4 separate regions of the Homo sapiens genome follow, and all the other regions are linked to region 1. A link is a contact called in ENCODE Hi-C or POLR2A ChIA-PET data. All regions are on one chromosome and are shown on one strand. Each heading gives the region's core, a stretch centred on a gene start or an enhancer-like site at or near the end of the contact. The rest is flanking DNA. Distances are from core to core; before and after follow the strand shown.

Evidence for each region. Hi-C counts contacts between places; a loop is a spot of excess contacts on that map. ChIA-PET counts read pairs that join two places held with the same protein, here RNA polymerase II (POLR2A). Pooled maps may share reads with other maps.
Region 2: a loop to region 1 is called in a map of PC-3, with 3 times the contacts of the local background. The contact joins the enhancer-like site here to the promoter of QTMAN in region 1. A Hi-C loop is called at or near these places in 13 of 168 maps with a recorded cell type or tissue (CD8-positive, alpha-beta T cell, PC-3, aorta and 9 more) and 4 of 50 pooled maps. POLR2A ChIA-PET finds 5 or more read pairs at or near these places in 5 of 52 experiments (activated CD4-positive, alpha-beta T cell, activated CD8-positive, alpha-beta T cell, activated T-cell and 1 more).
Region 3: a map of IMR-90 shows a loop between it and region 1 (2.7-fold over the local background). The contact joins the enhancer-like site here to the promoter of QTMAN in region 1. A Hi-C loop is called at or near these places in 2 of 168 maps with a recorded cell type or tissue (IMR-90 and PC-3) and 7 of 50 pooled maps. POLR2A ChIA-PET finds 5 or more read pairs at or near these places in 2 of 52 experiments (MCF 10A and activated CD4-positive, alpha-beta T cell).
Region 4: a pooled map shows a loop between it and region 1 (3-fold over the local background). The contact joins the enhancer-like site here to the promoter of QTMAN in region 1. A Hi-C loop is called at or near these places in 3 of 168 maps with a recorded cell type or tissue (B cell, K562 and natural killer cell) and 6 of 50 pooled maps. POLR2A ChIA-PET finds 5 or more read pairs at or near these places in 3 of 52 experiments (A673, HEK293 and MCF 10A).

Annotation. Positions count from the first base shown.
Region 1 is chr2:144,330,726-144,333,770 of GRCh38, forward strand. It overlaps QTMAN (queuosine-tRNA mannosyltransferase), which reads right to left and starts at 1,787. Exons shown (of 12, transcript NM_001376312.2): 1 at 1,714-1,787. RefSeq lists a silencer at 1,462-2,061 and an enhancer at 1,843-2,420.
Region 2 is chr2:144,528,309-144,531,307 of GRCh38, forward strand. The region is part of intron 1 of LINC01412 (long intergenic non-protein coding RNA 1412); the gene reads left to right. Among named protein-coding and RNA genes, the nearest start is that of LINC02993, 5.4 kb to the left of the region's middle. Within about 2 kb of position 1,750, at least 2 of the 41 ENCODE cell types and tissues checked have a DNase peak (open chromatin) inside an H3K27ac peak, as active enhancers do.
Region 3 is chr2:144,082,139-144,084,960 of GRCh38, forward strand. The region is part of intron 6 of QTMAN (queuosine-tRNA mannosyltransferase); the gene reads right to left. Among named protein-coding and RNA genes, the nearest start is that of QTMAN-AS1, 150 kb to the left of the region's middle. Within about 2 kb of position 1,258, at least 2 of the 41 ENCODE cell types and tissues checked have a DNase peak (open chromatin) inside an H3K27ac peak, as active enhancers do; they include IMR-90 and PC-3, where a contact is called at or near this core.
Region 4 is chr2:144,488,598-144,491,852 of GRCh38, forward strand. All of the region lies in intron 2 of ZEB2 (zinc finger E-box binding homeobox 2), which reads right to left. Among named protein-coding and RNA genes, the nearest start is that of ZEB2-AS1, 29 kb to the right of the region's middle. Within about 2 kb of position 1,599, at least 4 of the 41 ENCODE cell types and tissues checked have a DNase peak (open chromatin) inside an H3K27ac peak, as active enhancers do; they include B cell and natural killer cell, where a contact is called at or near this core.

The DNA.
Region 1 (3,045 bases), core at 537-3,036:
TAATCAAACAAACTTTAGTACAAGAGGTCTGAATTACCTAGTTAAGTGTTTAGTTAATGAAGACTACTAGTTCTATTCAGCTCCTGCTAAATCTCATCAAGAAACTGTCTTCGATTCTTAATTTCTCTATAAAATAATGGGATTGGATTATACTGTTAATGTTCCTTAAACATCGAAAATTCTGTATTTCTGTGATGCATAAGATTAAAATGCCAACACAATTTTCAAATCAAGACTAAAGAAGCCATCTTAACCTTTGCAAACTGGTGATGTTAAAAAATTTACTATTTCCTACCTTATTGCAAGTATCATGCTTCAGATTTTACCTATTCATTGTTTTCAAGCATGTCAAAGAAAGTTTCGTGATTCAAGAGGTACTCCTCTAATCCTCAATACTAAAACTGTTTCATTAAATACAGTACAGGACCCTAAGGAAAATGTATACCAAAAGGGAGTGGGAGCCGAGAAGAATCTAATCCAAGTCAGACCTGGAACGCACTAATTAAAATTCAATATTTCACTTGGTATGTGGGTTCCTACATGAAACTCCTGTCATGGTTAAAGCTTAAGGTTAAACACGTTAATAGAAGCCAATAGAATGGCTCTATTGAATTGTACTGAACTTCTTTTTCAGCAGCTCCTTTACCTAACCACTATTTTAAGCTTTAAAATCAACTTCAGGGGTAGGCACCAAATAACCAAGTGAGCCACGGCAGCCGGGGCTGCAAACTGAAATCCATCTCGTATGGAAAATCATCATCAACTCACGTTTTCCATTTCAAACTGCGATACAGGTGGAAGAAAAGCTGTAAAAGCCTTCTCTTTGAAACTCCCATCACACGGCCTCAAGGCATTAACTTAAGAATCTCAAGATAACCTAAAGCAGCACAGTTGTCAGAAGACTCTAAAAGTTGTATGTGCGAGAGAAGGCAAAAAAACTACTTCGGGACTAAAGGTTAAATTTCGCTGCTGCATTCCCAAGACTTAAATTCAGAGAATCTTTCCACCTGGACAGAATGGGATTGTCTGGATCCCGATGAAAATGGGAAGTTATGTGCTTAATCCTCAGACGAGGGATTCCGGGGTGGGGGGCACAGTGAGGGTCTTCACACTCGGCTGGCAGAGAGGAGTGGGGCGCTGGGGAGGTCTGGTAACTGAGGGCGACTAGGAGCCAGAAGCGAAGCTTTCCGTCAGGAAGGCCTGGGGCTCGCACTGCAAGGGGCCAAGCGCCGGGCAGCCTGGTGGTCGGCGAAGCACCCCAGCCAACTCAGGCCAACCCGGACGCCCGGCCTCCCTTCTCCCGCGCGAGGGCGACGTGCCCCCACCCGTCCTCTCAGCCTGCGCGAGGAAGAAGCGGAGCGCCGGGCCGCAGAAAACCAGCACGCACGACATGTAGGCACCAAAAAAACGCAATTCGAACACGACCAGTTTGCAGAAGGCACAAAATGCCACGGCGTGACGCCCCATTCCGAGCGCGGTGCGGACGGCGGCGCAGGGAGCGCAGCGCGTGCGCCCGGGAAGCGCGCGGCTCTCAGCTCCGCCTCCCCCACACCCCCCGCCCCCGGCTCCCCGCGCCGCAGCCGCCGCTGCTGCCCCTCTGGGATCTCCGCGCAGCGCGGCCCCGCGAGGCGGGCGCCGGGGAGGGGAGGGGAGGGGCCGCGCTCCCCGCCTCCCCGCTGGCCCGCGCGGCTCCCCAGCCCGGAGCCTACTCACCTCCTCCTCCTCCTCCTCCTTGTCTCTCCCTCCTGGCCACCGGCGCGGCCCAGCCGGCGACGCGCTGACGCCGTGCCCCTCCCCCGCGGCCGCCGCGGATGCCGCCGCCCCTCCCGGCCCGCGGCCGCCTCGGCCTCCGGGCGCGTCAGGCGCTGGTCCCGCCCCTCGGCCCGCCCGCGCAATCGAGGCTCCGCCTCTCTGCGCCGCCCGGACTCCGCTGGCGCGAGGTCCCTGAGTCAGCGGCGCTCCCGCCCGCGCGAATCGCTCCGCCCCAGCCCGCGGGCTCGGCTCCTCGCACCTGCCCACTGTCCCCCGGCCTCGCACTGCTCCCCACCTCCCTGTGCGCCCTTTCCCATCTCGTCAGCACCCTGTCCGCCCTTTCAGCTTTTTCGTACTCTTTCCCCAACCTCCTAGTCCTGTTCTAAGCTCGCATAGTCACCTTCTCTTTCCTTCTGGAAGGTCTGTGCTGTTCATTAGGTCGACCTCGGATTCCCCGTGCAGTTTTCCAGCCGGCCCGTTGCATCTCCTTTCCTGGTCCACTCCCCGGCCTACTAGAGCCTCAGGGCCCCTGTGCGGGTTCCTGGCTCCCTTGCCGACACCTCTACCTGCTCTGCAGCCCGGAGCTCCTCCACAGCTGCTTTGCCAATGCCTCTTAATATCCCTCCTTCTGGACCTCCTCGATTCCCTCCTGGCAAGGCTCATGCTTTCCTTTATCTCCATTTTTCCCGTCCTTTCGGTTCTGACTACTCCACACACTTCTGATGCAGTTTGAGTATTCAATAATTGCATATTCGCGGTCCCATTTACACGAGGAGAGTCACATTGAGTAATTAAAAATCACAAAGCAAAGCGACAGCAGTGGAGACCATCATTTGACTTGCATAGTTCCATCTATATTTTCCTTATGCAATAATATTCTCATTGCCACTTGAATTTCAAGGAATGGGATTTTCTGTTGGGGCTTAAAATTCACAAATGTTGGATGTTTTTTCGCTGCGACCTAATTTCACTTTAGCTCTTTTATTTATAGAATACATAGTAGAAAGAGTACCAGGAAGTCCCAGGTGTTCTTGACTGTAAAGTGAGGAATGTGTCCCTTCGTTAAATTCCTTTATGAAGTAAAGGATCCTTTCTAAAGTAAAGGTTTTTGTATCTGGAAGGAGGTTGTAGGTTAAATGACTCTGGTGAAGGCAAAACATGCAAATATAACTGGATGTCTGGTTTATTAAGTAACTTCATTTTTAAAACTGCAACTCGGAAGAGTTAGGCTGTGATGTGGAAATGAATTAGGAAACATACCAAAATAAAGGAAATCGATTAGGTCTTTGTACT
Region 2 (2,999 bases), core at 500-2,999, 200 kb after region 1:
TGGGCCCAGGCACAGGACAAGTTAGTGATGAAGGAGACATCATGGTCCAGAGATGTCGTGGAATAGTTTTTATTTCTTATACAACTTCTGTTAGCACTTGTTGACTGGAAACTGGACATTAGTATATTTGACACTAGATCCTCAATGTTAGCATATTATAGTGACAAAGATACAGGTTTTGGAATTAGATAAACTGGATGTGGCTCCCTGCTTGGTAAATACTAATTGTGTATTGAGGACAAGTTATTTTACCCATGTGAAATTATTTTTAAAGTAGGCAAAGGAGCTGGGTGCAGTGGCTCACGCCTGTAATCCCAGCACCTTTGGAAGACCGAGGAGGGTGGATCACCAGGTCGAGAGTTCAAGACCATCCTGGCCAGCATGGTGAAACCCCATCTCTACTAAAAATACAAAAATCAGCCAGCCCGGCGTGGTGGTGCATGCCTATAATCCTAGCTACTCGGGAGGCTGAGGAAGAGAATTGCTTGAACCCAGGAGGCAGAGGTTGCAGTGAGCCGAGATGGTGCCACTGCACTCCATGCACTCCAGCCCGGGCAACAGAGCGAGACCCTGTCTCAAAAAAAAAAAAAAAAAAAAAAAAAATTGGTAAAGGAGTACTTAGATTCAAGCTGGTTGTGGTAAAGAAAATATGACTGTATACAAAATGTCTGGCACAGAGCAGGTGTATCAATAAATAGTAATTCCTACTATCATGAATTACCTGAAAAATACATGAAGTTAAATTATGGAAAACCAGAGTGGATGTAACATGTCTTTTAGGTGTTGTTTATTTTATTTTATTTTTATTTTTTATTTATTTATTTTGAGACGGAGTCTCGCTCTGTCACCCAGGCTGGAGTGCAGTGGCACAGTCTTGGCTCACTGCCAGCTCCGCCTCCCAGGTTCAAGTGATTCTCCTGCCTCAGCCTCCCGAGTAGCTGGGATTACAGGCACCTGCCACCACACCCAGCTAATTTTTTGTATTTTTAGTAGAGACGGAGTTTCACCATGTTGGCCAGGCCGGTCTCGAATTCCTGACCTCAGGTGATCCACCCACCTCGGCCTCCCAAAGTGCTGGGATTACAGGCATGAGCCACTGCACCCGGCCAGAAATTATTTAACTGGTTTCTGCATTATACAGAAATCAGTGTTTACTGATAAAGTTGGAAAAGTAATATGGTCATAGAATTTCTTAAGTTGTAGAAAACCTGGCGTGCTCATGATTATAAATATGATGTCAACAGCTGAGATGAGGACATATGCACACTTTAAAATTTGGTGATCTATTTTATACTTTCATTTGCAATTGTAAGGAAAAAACCTTTCTTCAGCGAATTCTCCCGATATGACTTGCTATAGGAGGAAGCACTCTTGCAGGCAGCTGAGTGTGGTCAAGAAGTGTCAAAGATCCTATTTGTTCAAGGTAAATATAAGAGGGTCTCAATATTGTTCAAAACTCTTTACCTAGTCTTGCCATAACTTCAGAGGTGTGAAGGAGTGGGGAGACATAGAGGGATGGAATAGCACTGAGAAAGTTTGCCTGCACTATCTTTTTCCACCCCCCAACCCCTCTTGCCCCCAGTTGAATGCTGAAACAGCTACTTTAAAAAAGAAAAGAAAAAAGTAAGACTATGTATAGAGTACAGACATTGCTTCACTCTCCTGCCTGCAAATTTGGGAGTAGGGTTGTGTCAGCAGGTCCTGGCATGATCTACTGTGTATGTGACTCTGCTACCCTATGCCCTAGAAAGGAGGGTGTCCGGGGAGGATTGGGCTGTGGACACAGGGAGCATATTGTTCCAATGGTTCTGCTACAGTGCAAACCAGGCTTCTTTCTCTCTCTCTGGAACTAACTTTGCTACACATGCAAAAAAATCTGTTCCTATTAGGTTTTTCCCTGGCCATTGTGGAAGCATAAGTATGGCTCCTGTGGCAAAGGCATAATTTCTCTGTGTTGAGGGAAGCTGGCTTACCTGTTGTTCTTGGCACTCAGCTAGCACCCTTCTAGACAAGAGGGAAAGAACAAAGCTGAAAGTTCACAGAAAATATTTGGTGTTTTAAAACAAGAAGGAAAAATTAAAACCCCATTCTTTTAAAGCTTAATTTATCTATCTTCTAAGAATTTGGAATTTCAGTTTAGAGAAATCAGTATAGTCCTGAGTTATATTATTACCTAATGTCACATAGCTCTATGGGATATTGAAATATTATTTGTTACAGCCTAAAGATGATCTATATTCAAGTTTTGCTTCTCCCAAGGAGGATTCTTGCATGGTTGAAGAAAACATTCAGGGTTAGGTGAAATATGCTTGTGAATGACATTTGAAATCACCTTGGACTTTGAATTTGAGGGACAGTAATGCTTTTATGATATTAACGCAAAGCACCGTCACTTGGAAAATTTTAAACTATTGCTTCATTTATGATCTCCAAATAGTAATTTATTTGACAAAGGAAGGTGATTTATCACGGATGTCTCTTTTGCAACCCCCTGGAACAGTGCCTATTATATAGTAATATTTGTTGCTGTTTGTGGAATCCGTCATTCATTTAGAAGCTTTAGGGAGATACAAACTGATCTCCTACTGAAAACTTACAACTTGAGATAAGAATGAGGACAGATGAGGGTAGCAGGCAGGGACCATGGGTACTTAAGACCCTACACGCTCCTTTTTACAGACTTATGTACTTGATTACATTGTTTAACACAAACTGTTTTATTCCTCTTTTTTTGTGTCACTTTTATACACAGCCTAAAAAAGAATTGAAGGAGCAAAAACAGAGCTGCATGTGTATGTTTGTCTCATTCTTTAAATAGATGACTCAGATGAGCCTTCTTGTAGTTTGTTTTTAAGTAAACACATGAAAATATAATAGGTTTTCTCTGATAAAGGAAAGAAATAATAAGGAGAGAATGGAATGAACTAGAAGAGGTGTGTTGCTTAGGAAGGCAAGGTGAAGTAGTAATTTAGGATAAATGATCCCTTTCCCCTCCAATC
Region 3 (2,822 bases), core at 8-2,507, 250 kb before region 1:
TCACTGCCTTGGCCTCCCAAAATGCTGGGATTACAGGCGTGAGTCACTCACTCAGCCAAAGATGGATTTTTAAAACACAACAAAAAGCCCCTTCTGCTGATATTATATTTCTTTATGGAAGAAGACTTACAAAGAAAAAAGAGCAAACATATAAGGGAGCTCAGTGCTCGTGTGGATGCATTCTTAGCCCAGCACAACATTTGGCTACCAAAAGCCTGATGTCATTCAAAGAAAGGTAGTAAACAAAAAGCAATACTAACACTGCCATTAGGTAAATCAGCAAATATTTGCTCTGAAGAACTGTATTAAAATCAAAGCACTGGGGGGAAGGGGGTGTATACCATTTTGTTAAGATTTCTAACCACACTGAATCCTTCCTCTATCTCTACCATTTTCTTGGTTTCAGGGTGGTAGAAAGTAAAGCAGAAGTACAAAAAGGTTGAACATACCCATATAGTTAAAAAAAAAATGATGATTATAGGCACATATACCATAGCCCTTAGCAGTGATTTTGTATAACCCTCTTATGTTACAGATGAAGAAATTAAGGCTCAGATAAATTGACCTGCCAATGATGTCACATAGCAAGGAAGTGGCAGAGTAGGGAACTGAACCCAGGTTTCTTGCTCTCAGTCACGGGCTCTGTAGACTGTGCCATCTAACCTTTAGTCACAAAACATTTTTATCTGAATTTTCTATGACATTCATCAAGCTTGAGGGGTTATCATCTAAAAGGAATTAAAATACACACGCACACACACACACACACACATGCACAGGCACATGATCACACTCCTCAGGTTGGAGACAGCTATGTTTGCCTTTGGTTTTTAAGGAGTTTCTAAGTATGGATTGGCAAAGAAGGTGGGAAGTTCTCACTCTCCCTCTCTAGAGGCCGGCAGTTGCCTTACAAAGTAAGCACTAGGTAAAAAGAAGTGTAGAATAATGCCTTAGGCTTGGATCTACACACAGAACCTGACTAAATGACAAGAATGGCAAGACCTATCCCCACAGACCCAACTAGGAATGTGGTCTGCGGACATGGACCCAAAGACTGGTTGCCTACTGGCTTGGTTAGAAAAGGCCACGCAGCTTCCATCTGCCTCTCTTGAAATACCTTCTTTGGGATCTTAAGCCATCATGTAAAAAAGTATTCTGGCTAACAGTCCCAGCTATGCCTAGACTTTAGCCATTCCTGCTGAGGGACCAGCCATGTAAGAAGAGCCTCTGGGACTCTCCAGACCTCCTCATCCACCAGCTGAGGAGCACTGAGTCACCACTGCCAGTGCCACAGGGAAGAGTCACTCAGCCAGTCCTACCCAAATTCTTGACTCACAGAATTCCTGAAGTATAAAAATATAATTGTTTAAGAACACTCAATTTTGGAGTAGTTTGTTATGCAATAGAACAAAGCCTTAATTTTCTCAGCTGTAAAACTGAAGAAATATTACTGGAGGAGGATAGGAAGGATTAAATGAAAATGTATGCAGTGATCCATAAAGGAGAGCTACCAACAATATAATAATGATGATTCTGAAATCTTTTTCCAACATTGAAGACATTGTGCCTATCCCAGGTGGACATCAGATGATGGAAGCTATGGTTCCGCCACTGGTGAGCTGTGTACTCTGGATACATCAAGGAACCTCGCCTCACCCAGCCCGAAGTTTCTATACAGGCACAAAAGGCAAAATGAGTGAAAAGACTGAAGTAAGAGAGAAGCTTATGTGGTATTTCAAACAATTTTAAAACACAAAACTCATAAGCATATTTTTCAATTTCACATAGAAATATAATTTCTACCTTTGAATAAACATGTGGTCTGCTTGTTATGCTTTTATTTTTTACTTCTGATAATAATACATGTGAAGAGAAATATTTCTCAACTATAAGAGAATCGCAAAACAATTCAAGGGTCAAAATAGAGCAGCGGGAAATTGTGTGAACTAGAGAGAACTTATTCCAGTCAAAGGTCCAAACAACACTGACCTCAAAGCCAACTTATGCCATGTGCCACGAGGACCAGTATTCTTTGATCTTCTAACATTCCTGAGAACCAGAAAGGTTCAGCCCATGGGCAACCAGCTGGTATATCCAGGATATCATCCAGAAGCTAGCTCTCTTAAGCTATCTTTCTTTTGCTTTGGTTAGCCATGTGACCTTAAGCAAATTGTTTAACTATTTTTCATCTGAGTTTCCCTTCTTATAAAATTGGGAAGTAAAAGCAATAGTTTTGAAGGCTCTTCCAATACAGAATTATGGAATTCCTTTAATTCCTCACAGTGGATCTGGAAAATAGACACTTACCATGTATGTACATTTATGCATTATTTTATAAAAATTTAAAATAGTTTGTTTTTATTCCTCCTAAATGTTGGTTGTGACTCACCAAATACAGTTCAAGACTCAGGAATGAATCAGAACCCATGATGCTTGTCCGCAAAAGTCATCTCCTTCTCAGATTTTACAACTATTTCTCTGGAATTCACCTTTTTAATTGTTCTTCAAACATCCTATGTCTCCCCCAAGTAAATGATAACTTCCTACATGACAGTAACATATTGTCTTACAAAAAATTTGAAGCATTAAACAAGAAAAGCAAACATAAAGTTTCTTCTCTTGGCACTCTATTTTCTAGATGGGACATAAGGCTAGTTTATTTGTGGTAAACATGACATTTATACATAGTATTGCTTTCAGGTCAATTTTTCTTTTCACTAAGCCATTGGAAGCAAAACTTTAGTGTGCATTAAACATCACCTAAAACATGTGTTAAACATTCAGATTCTCAGGTTCCATCCCAAGAGATTTTGACTAAGTGG
Region 4 (3,255 bases), core at 349-2,848, 160 kb after region 1:
AGGAAAAGTTGCTTAAATAACACTTTAAGTGCTATAAATATTATTTTTCTTAAGGATAATTGCTCGTGTGTGAGTGTGTGTGTGTGTGTGTGTGTGTGTGTGTGTGATGGGCATTGGCTCATGGGAGACAAACTCTTGAAACAACTGAGCTCATCCATTTGTTAGGCATCTTACCTACGGTAAATGAAGTTAGAAAAACATTAAAGTTTCTAAAGTGCCTGCCACAACCCTATGAGACAGAGAAATGGACTGGTTACTTTTAACATATAGTTTATTTGCCTCTTTAGAAAGTGTTGTTCTTTCTCCAGCATGGTTGACTAAAAGCATCAACTCCCTTAATCTAACGATGATTTGTAATAAGAGGCTCCTTTGCACATACTGGGTACTCAAAATAATGTTTTTAAAAAGGCATGAATGTTCTTTTTTATTGTGATAAAACATACAAGATGAAATCTACTCTATTATTGCTAACTATGGGTGTATTGTTGTTCAGCAGATCTCTAGAATTTACACGAGTGCTATTTAACATAAAGTTTATGTTGGGCCACATCTTTAACTGATCAGTCCCTCTTTTCTCAGAAGGGGTGACCTATGGTGGTATGTTATTACAATGAAAGAAAAAATGCAGCACATGTTGAAGTCTTAAAGTAATAATATCTTTTTAAATACAGTGGGCACACAATCCACAGAGATTTTTTCAGACCCCCTTTATTTAGTGTTGCCTTTAGAGGGCCTTGTTTATTCATGTTTCTTTTTCTTTTTTTCCTCTGGCCTAATAAAACATATTAGCTCTTTTCCCTAAGCAAAAACACTCCTATCATGAATCAGGCAACTAGTGGGAGACTGCTGGCCAGGTTTCACCCCACTAAAATTCTAATCTATACTTTGTCTTTTAGAATTAAGGAGAAAATGCATATCAGCAGAATCTCCTCTCTACTTTATTTCATTTATAAATTACTAGAATGATGCTATTATATATTATTAATTTCTGCTGTTCTCCAACTCTGCTGCAGCAGTGAGCTGCGGATGTTGGAACGGTGTAATTATGTTCTAGTAGGGTAGCCATCCGTTTCCTTTCAAAAATTTACAGGATTCTTAATCACGCTGCTCATTTGGGTGCGCAGCAGCGAGGATGGCGAAACACAAACAGGGCACGTTCGTTTACATAGGAACACCTGCTTAGCATGATAGCAGATGTCAGTCAGTAAGCAGAACACAAAAGGAAAAAAAATATCAACAACAGCAAACTCGAACCATTTTGATTTGGTGCAAGGAAATCTTTTCAGGACTGATGGCAACAGTGGACATTCCTTCTGAAACACAAACGGAGGCTCTGAAATTCCCATGTCTTGTTTGTGGTTAACATGTTGTCAGAGAGAAAGGCTGTTTTTGCCTCTTGTTGCTTTCTGGTATTCATTCTGACTCTCTTTATTATTTGGGGGAATTACTAAAATTACCCTGCCTCAGTTTCCTGATCAGTAAGCAGACAATGGGTTGGGATATTCTAATTAAACACCTAGTTCCCTGAAAGTGATGATCATTAGAGGCAATGCAATGGTAAGAGCATGACTCTCCCCAGATATAGTTCAAATCCCACCACTGTCACTTAGTGGTTGCATGACATCAGTCAAGTTATTTAACTTTGCTAAGCCACAGTTTCCTGATTTGTCACATCTGCTGAGAAAATTAAATGAGATAATGTATACAAATGCCTGCCACATAATAATGATACAATAAATGGGAGCTGTACTATTATTATTAATATCACCACTGTCATTTTCATTATTATTTGGATCCTCACAGAACCTTTCCTACTCAACGTATTATTTATTAGAAGTCTAGAATGACTACCAACAGAAATCTCTTGCAGAGATCATGATAAAATGTGGTATTTTTGATGTGCAGAGTTCTATAACGTTATTATAATGACACTTACTACTAACACTACTGTTATTTTACAGTTAGAGATCCTGCCATCATTTCTACTACGTTTTCTAGGATTTACATCTGAGCCATAAAAAAGTTTTCTTGGCTGTACCCTGCCTAAAAAGAGCCTCGATGAAAGTGAAGTGCTTTCTGCAACTTTGACACAATAAAATGAAGCTATGGAAAGGAAAAAATGACAAGTTCATCATCTTCCTATGTCCACTCCACCCTTCCACTTTTCGCACTCATTTTTTAAGGGCTTTTCGGACTATACTGGTATTTCCCATTCTCTTCCTTTTCCCAAAATGGTTAAAATTCAAAATGGAAAACAGCTATCACACATGGGCAATGACTAATTTTCCTAAGGAATTTTAGTATTCGGAATGTGTCTGCTCGTGCAGGCCTCTGCGATAAAGCCTCCCTGAGTAGGCATTGACTTGATACCCAATAATGGCTGCTAAGGAGCCGTTATGTAGTGCCGTGTCAGTGATCCGTGCGTTGAGGACTCCCCGAGTACGCATTGACACGATAGACCGGAACAGCTCAGAAGAAGCTGTTATGGTCTATCATGCCAGTGATGTGCGGATATTGGCAGGGCCTCTGGCCCTTCTGTGGAAATGATGGAGTCTCTGAAGGAGCTGGGGTGGGCGCCATGTGGGCGCCATCAGTTGAGCCTAGCAGCAGCTCCATTTTCCCTTTGCCTTGGGTTTACTTCAGAAGAGTCAGCTCGGAAAAGTTGTCCAATTACTTCAGTGGTCCCAATATTACACCACCAAAACGTGAGCAAAAGTGAAAGATATTCTTGCCACTTCGTCTTTCGTTTCTTCTCAAGAGAAAAAAAAAAAAAAAAACGACCTAATACTGTTAATGAAAAAAGGGGGCACAAAAGTGAAGGTAACAGTTTGTCATGTTTTTATAAGTTTCAGATTATAAATATATCTTTTCTGCTTTAGGAATTTCATCATGTACATGTAGATGGTGCCGGGCAGACTTTTTGTTGTGGTGGTGGTGATTTTCAGAGATTGAAACATTTAATCCATGCAAAGAAAACTACCTTCTTCATATGTCCTCAGTAGTTAAATAGGTACTCAGAACTCAGCATATAGGAAATGGTTCAAAAAACCTTGGGAAGAGAAGTGCAAGTTCAAGAATAAAGTTTGGATTCACACATGCTTTACCAACTTAAGGCAGTAATTAATTCACTTATGGTATTTACATGCCCCTCTTCAGATACTTATGGAGAACATGGGAATTTTAAATTCACAATTCAGTGCAAGATTTAAAATGATCTTCATTAGAATTTGAAGCTATACTCTAAACTGCTTTATA